Regions from separate parts of the Homo sapiens genome. Here region 1 is linked to region 2. The links are chromatin contacts, found by Hi-C in ENCODE. All regions are on one chromosome and are shown on one strand. Each heading gives the region's core, a stretch centred on a gene start or an enhancer-like site at or near the end of the contact. The rest is flanking DNA. Distances are from core to core; before and after follow the strand shown. Region 1 overlaps LOC105376214 (a long non-coding RNA gene). Region 2 holds the start of LINC01509 (long intergenic non-protein coding RNA 1509).

Evidence for each region. Hi-C counts contacts between places; a loop is a spot of excess contacts on that map. Pooled maps may share reads with other maps.
Region 1: a pooled map shows a loop between it and region 2 (4-fold over the local background). The contact joins the enhancer-like site here to the promoter of LINC01509 in region 2. A Hi-C loop is called at or near these places in 6 of 50 pooled maps.

Annotation. Positions count from the first base shown.
Region 1 is chr9:108,140,838-108,144,408 of GRCh38, reverse strand. The region is part of intron 4 of LOC105376214 (a long non-coding RNA gene); the gene reads left to right. Among named protein-coding and RNA genes, the nearest start is that of KLF4, 650 kb to the right of the region's middle. Within about 2 kb of position 1,733, at least 20 of the 41 ENCODE cell types and tissues checked have a DNase peak (open chromatin) inside an H3K27ac peak, as active enhancers do.
Region 2 is chr9:107,465,260-107,468,515 of GRCh38, reverse strand. It overlaps LINC01509 (long intergenic non-protein coding RNA 1509), which reads left to right and starts at 1,931. Exons shown (of 8, transcript NR_121581.1): 1 at 1,931-2,048. RefSeq lists an enhancer at 1,663-2,162 and a silencer at 2,665-2,844.

The DNA.
Region 1 (3,571 bases), core at 484-2,983, 680 kb before region 2:
TTTACTCATCTGTTCAGTCTTTTCTGAATAACTCTACAACGATGTTTTTAATGTAAAAACCTTATTACTATCATGATAAATTTATGTATTAATTTGGGAAGATCTGGCATCCTTGTTCATGCATCTCATCTGGAAACTTAAAACCTTTCTTGATTTTGTAAAATTTTCTTTTGAGTCTCTGTAAAACTCTGTGGTTTCATTTAAATAGATCACACAATTTTGTTAAAGTACTTAGGTGTATATATTAATACAAGTATAATCGATCTTTTTCCATTGTGTCTTTTAAATGGAGATTGCTGTTATGTAGAAAAGTCATCGATTTGATTTTAAATTTTATTTGGCTAATTTACTGAGCTCTCTTAGTAGTTCTATGAGTTTTTACAGCTATTTTTTCTTAGTTTTACACTATACAATCAATTATCAAATAAAGCAGGATTCTTGCTTTAGTTTTCTAAGTTTTGCTCTATTTTATTGGCTGAAGTGTAAAAAAAAAAAATGTTAATGCCACTGGTGGGCATTCTTGTCCTTTTTCCTACGGTGCTTCTGGTATTTCAACATGAGGTAGGACAAAATAGGTTTTATCCTGATGGAAGTACTCAAAGATCATTCTGATTACCTCCATTGAATATCTTTATTAGAGTTATTAGAGAAAAAATGGATATCAGTAGCCCAGAGATATGAGACACTTATGTGTAAGTGACACTTATGTGTCTCTTAAATGACACTTGAGTGGCATTTTAGCACAATGAAAAGAACAGAGGTTCTGGGGTCAGGGACACTAGGGATCTAATGCTTGTTCCAGTACTTGCCGGTATTGGAACATACACACCTACAATTTTTATTTCTTTCTGTTTAATATATAGGTAATAATATTTCTTTCTAAGGCTGTACTGGAGATTCAATAAGCTATGGGAAAAATACCTAAGACATTACCTGATAGATAATAGGTACCGATTATGAAAGACATCCTACATGCATTAACTTTCTTTTGCAAAATGTGGATTGGAAACAGGCAAAATGAATTTCAGTAAGAAAGGATAGACCTTGATGATGACCTCTATAAGCTTCAATTTCTGTCTCTATTTACATGCAAACTGGAGGATTAAAGTCTCCCCTAATAGGGAAAATTCTGTAAATTCTATGACTCTAATTACAGCCACAAAAGCACCCATTTCTCAGATTCTGTTGCAAAGTGGGTTTCAGAGCAGCCCTGGCCCCAGAGAGAGGAAAAGGAAAAGCCACAGGAAACCTGGGCAACAGTTGCAGTTTCCTCCTTGGCCCCTTCTCTGAGAGCAGTGCTGCGTGTTGTTGCAGTTGTACTGTACTGTTCTACCGCGTGGATTCATAGTTAACATTTTTCTTCCAGGCACATTTAAAACGTTTGGCTCACATCCTCCTTGAGCTGTTTTATAAGGGCAATAACCAAGGCCAGGGTGTGCTCTTGTCAGCAGGCAAAGCACGCAGTGGAGGCTGCCAAAGAGTTTCCTGCTCGGGGGCCACCCATCCTTGGCCACAGGATGCATGGCTGGAGTTCATGGCAACTTGCACAGAGCGAGTGCTGGGACTTTCTGTTCTCAGGGTTCATGCTTTGGATTCCATCCTTCAGCCCTGCTGCATTGATCAGTGGAGGCTATTGTGTTTGTGCTTGTTTGGGACTAGCTCAGAACACATGTCACAGCAGCAGTCCAAGGCCTAGCTCTAAGGCTTGGGGCTGGGAAAATGCTCTTGAAAGACTAGCAAGCTGCCCTTCCCTCCTGTTAATGCAGGCTCGGAGTTCCCATGAATCAGCTGCAGGGAGGCAGGCATTCCCTCATGCTATTCTCTGTGAATTAACTTCTGGAATGAGCAGACAGCACAGACGCCAAGTGGTGGGTTTGAGCACTGTTACCCCACCCGCTTTGAAGTCCACCTTCGCATGAGCGGATCTCTTTTCATGTATTATTTATTGCCAGGGACTTTGATAGGAAGAATCCCCAGAAGATTGCTGAAGGTTTTTTTTTTTCTTCAGAATTCCCTTTGATTAGAAGCTGTTGGCTGTGCCTTGGGCAGCTGGCTCTGTCACAAAGCAGGGGCTCAGTGCATCCTCCCAGTGATAGCTGCCATGCCAGCACCAGTGAGGTTCTGGCTGTGACATGCCTGGGACACCCTAAAGAACTACACAAGTAGAAAGGGTATCATACTCCTTCACTCACCAGAAGGGAGGCAATGAGGTCTCATGAGAGGAAAGAACAGGGGCTCAAGCCAGAGAGATGCAAGTTGAAATGTCATCTCTTCTACTGACCCACAGTATGATGTTGACCTCAGTGTTCTTATCCACTAAATGGCAATAAAAATCTTGGATTCACCACCAAACTGTTGCAGAGAATCAATAAGCCATCCAGAGGTTTTCATTTCTTTCCTCTAAATTCCAAAGCTAGTCTGGAAACTTTAAAGCAGGCTGAATGACAACTCTACACTCTCTTAATCTTCTTTATTTATTTTCTAAATTTTTATTTGTTTATCTTTTTAGAGACAGGGCCTTGCTATGTTACCCAAGCTGGAGTGCAGTGGCTATTAATAGGCTCCATCGGAGCTCATTGTAGCCTCCTGCTCCTGACTACAAGCTATCCTCTTGTCTCAGCCTTCTGAGTAGCTGGAAGTATAGATGAGTGCCACCATACCTGGCTTTTCTTCATTTTTCAATCATTCATTCAGTCAGTCAGCATTCAAGAAATAATACTAAATTAAGTAAATAAACGATTAATTAAATAAAAACATTTCAGTGGCTTTAACATTTTATGTAATGTATTAGATGCTAAGAATAAAGAAATATGTGCTCAAGACACGGTCCCTTCCCTTGTCTATCTCAAAGATCAAAAGGTTAAATGACAATAAAATGTAAAGGATGTTACGGTGCGGAAGGTTCAAGAAGAAAGAAATGCACCCAGACAAGATATTTGTACCAGTTTATGGAATGACAGAAGGCCTTCCAGAAAAAAGGAACATGTAAGCAAGTAGATTATGTCAGTCTATAGAGGATAGCATAAAATATTACAAGAATTTAGAAATAGAGACCCTTTGAGAGTGACTGGAAGTGGCCTGCCCTTACAGGTGGATAGTCCATGCTCTGCCATATAAATGAATGGAAATGTCACGTCTTGCCAAAGTATTCAGGTTCAGGTTGTGATAGTCTGTCATTAAATTCAGCCAGGTCCCACTCAACAGGACTGCCTTTATCACTTTGAAGCAAAGATAGGCTCAACCAATCATGGGCTGCCTGAAAGCCAGGAAAAGAGATAGTTGATGTAAACCCAACCAGGAAAGAGATCGGACGGACTGTGAGGCAGAATGTAGCTCATCAACCTCATTTCTTGTTCTTGGACACATAAAGGCAGCTCATTTAATAGCCTCTTCAGAGCCATGCGCCTGGGTGCTGGCCAATTGAATGTCGACAGAGTGTTGTATGACATTTCTAGCCTTGACCATGAAAGGTTTAATATAATCTTCCATGCACCGTGTCCCCCACCTGCATGGCAGATTCACACACCTGGATACCTGACTTATTGCCTGGAGGAGAGCTACCCAGTTGCAT
Region 2 (3,256 bases), core at 682-3,181:
CCTGGCACATAGTAGGTGTTCAATAAACATTGTTGATTTGAAAGACTGAACCAAACCCTTGATGTTGGTTGCTGTTGTCCTCCTCCACCCCGCAACCACTGCCAAATGGGAACAACTTAGATTATTATCATTATTATTATTTTTATAAGGCAGCTTCCTGAGCCAGAGTAGGCTCAGACAGACTCCCAATTTAGATTCCTGATCTTAAATGGATTGAAAGTTTTTCTTCATGTTTCGTTAAAAATATTCCAAGTGGAAAAAAAAAAAGAAAAAAGACTGGGTGCAGTGGCTCATGCCTGTAATCCCAGCACTTTGGGAGGCTGAGGCAGGCAGATTATCTGAAGTCAGGAGTGTGAGACCAGCCTGGCCAACATGGTGAAACCCCATCTCTACTAAAAATACAAAAATTAGCTGGGCGTGGTGGCAGGCACCTGCAATCCCAGCTACTCAGGAGGCTGAGTCAGGAGAATCTCTTCAACCTGGCATCGGAGTGGTGGGGTCAGGGTAGGGGTGTCGGGGGTGGGGGCATTGAAATGAGCTGAAATCACACCACTGCACTCCAACCTGGGTGACAGAGAGACTCTGTCTTAAAAAAAAAAAAAAAGCCAAGCATGATGGCTCACTCCTGTGATCCCAGGGAGGCCAAGGCAGGAGGATCACTTAAGGCTAGGAGTTCAAGGCCATCCTGGGCAAATTTGTGAGACCCTGTCTCTACAACAACAAAAATCAAGAACTTAAAATGGTCCACTTTAAAGTGCAAAAAGGTAATCTCCCCCTTCCTGGACAGAGGCTTCTCTAGAGCAGAAAGTTCTTTTGATTGCAAAAGAGAAGACCATTGGAAATCTGCTTAGATAAACTTGCTTTGAGTCAAAAGTGAATCATTAATGTTTCAACTGCTAATCCACTTAGCGTCCTATTCACCCAGATGGCTGTTTTGAGCACTCACATCATGCTTTTTTAGAAAGATAAAAGTTTCCAGTCACCAGAGATTCAATTGAGCAAGGGTAAAAGACAATTGATGGTAGATGAAGAGATTGAAGTTTCTGAGATGAGTGAACAAACACTTATCTGGTCAATGTGAAAATGAATGAAACATTTGAAATGAACTGATATGAGTTGGTTGGGTTTTATCCCTATAATAAACTCTTTCCTTTGCCCTCCAAAAAGGATTAGGTCTTCTGCGAATGAGAGTTATAACCAACTCATCTCTGTCCTCAAGCCATATGGCCTTGACCTTTCTTAGTGACGGCCTAGTCACTTTAAACCATGGGTGGCTGTTGGAGATTTTTCTTGTTTGCAGCCAAGTCCTTCTGAAGGGTGACTTTGGCCCCATCAGCAGCTTCAGGAGCCATCTAAAAGCCAGGAGCAATGCATCCCTGCATTCCCTGAAGCCAAGGGGCTGCTCTGGCTGGCTTCCTTCCCTCTTCCCCGAACAGAACCAAGCTCCTATAGAAAATTCATAAATTCTTGGCAGGAAAGAAATCCTCCCATTGGAAGGAACAGATGTTGTACGAGTAACTTTTGCCATTATGCTATTCCTAATATCATAGTTTTAAAGTGTGGGGGGATGTTAACTTTTTTACAAATGTCAACATGTTCTGGGCAGTTTTTCCATCTCCATCTGTGGCATGCACATCACCAATCCTTCTGCTGCCCCTTTTTAAAATTTTCCAGGGAGTAGTTGGAAATTGGAAATATATTAAAAAGTGAAGGCGGAAAATTCAATTCAACAATATGCTAATGTATATCCTAATGGAGAAAGTAATATGCTGTTTCCCTCCCGTTGTAAATGTCAGAAATATTCTTTCTCGTCGCCTTAGAACTTGGAATGGTGTACAGACTTCTAACAAAGTAATTATGACCAATTAACAATCAGAGACTATTGCTGTTACCAGAATTCCCAGAGTGAGTAAAACCCCCCTTCTAAAGAAAGCCTCCATCCTGCTTCACATTCAAGGGGCTTCTAGGCCATTTGCACTTCGTTTACACCTCATTAAACTGCCCACATTATATGCCTGGGTCCCAGGTGACTGTGGGAAAAGATCAAGGTCAGTGGATGCCGCATCTACCCTCCGAGTAACCTTAAAAAGGGTGACTGCACCTCTACTGGTGCTAGCTGGGGTCCCCTCCCTGGGGACAGCGATGCCCGCTTGCGGCGGCTTCTGCGAGGGCCAGAGCGCCCGCTGGCTGTGGCCGGGCCCAGAACACGCCTGATCGCTTTTGGGTTCAAAGTCAGAATCGGGTGAGCGGTCTGGGTGGGATGGGGTGGAGTGGGGTGTGGAATCGCTGCGCAGAAGCAGAGGAAGGTGACAGCGGGGGCGGGGCGAGGAAGCAGCGGAGCCAGATTTAAGTGCGCCGCCGGATCGTCCCGCAGTTTCCGTTCTCAGGCCAGGTTTCCCCCCTTCCGCCAGGTCGTAGCCAAACCAGTCCCCAGATCCGTGTGGGGCCTAGTGTCGGAACCCGCACCCCAGAATAGCTCGTTCTTGAAGCTCCGTGCTCAAGTGGAGGTGCAAATGGGAGCGCTCGCGGGGTGGGGCGCGGCTCGGGGGGCACCCATATCCAGAGCCGATCCCATCCCGCGCCCTTACCCAGTCCCAGTGGGCCCCTGTGCGGCTTCCCCCGCATCCTCTCTGGGAGGCCAGTCCGCTCTCCCAGGCGCGGCTAGGGGCGCGAGGGACTCAGGAGAGCGTGGCCACCCCTCTGCGCCCGGAGCTAGAGGCGGGCGCAGCGCCCGCGCGGTCTGCAGTGCCCCCCACCGGACGGCCCGGCACAGGACGGCTCCGGACCTGGCTACCCGCTCCGCGCCGCCTTTGCTGGAGGGAGCCGGCGCCCCTCCTCTTCCTCCCTGTTGAAGCTACCAAAGTTGTGAAATTTACAATCAAGTCAAGGAGAATACGCTGGCGCTGTCACTGCCTGGCTTCCAGCTCCCGGGGACTGTGGACTTCTAGGCTTCCCTTTGGCTAACGTGAAAATAGACGGGACAAGGTCATGTAACCATTAAGTGGGAATGTGCAATAACGTGTCTGCTACATGACAAATACTCGCTAAAAGACGGACATCGTTATGATTACTCGCTGGCTAGGCTTTGGCTTCTCTGGAGTCTGCTCCTCTGTGGCAGATAGGGATGGTTTCTACCTTTCCTTTGAGGTAGAAAAGGAACCTGAGCACCCAGCTGGGGTCCAGTCTTGCAGTGCCACTAACTCCATCTATGGCTGTGGCCTCAGCTGTCTCCTTTTTGAACCTAAATATTCTCATT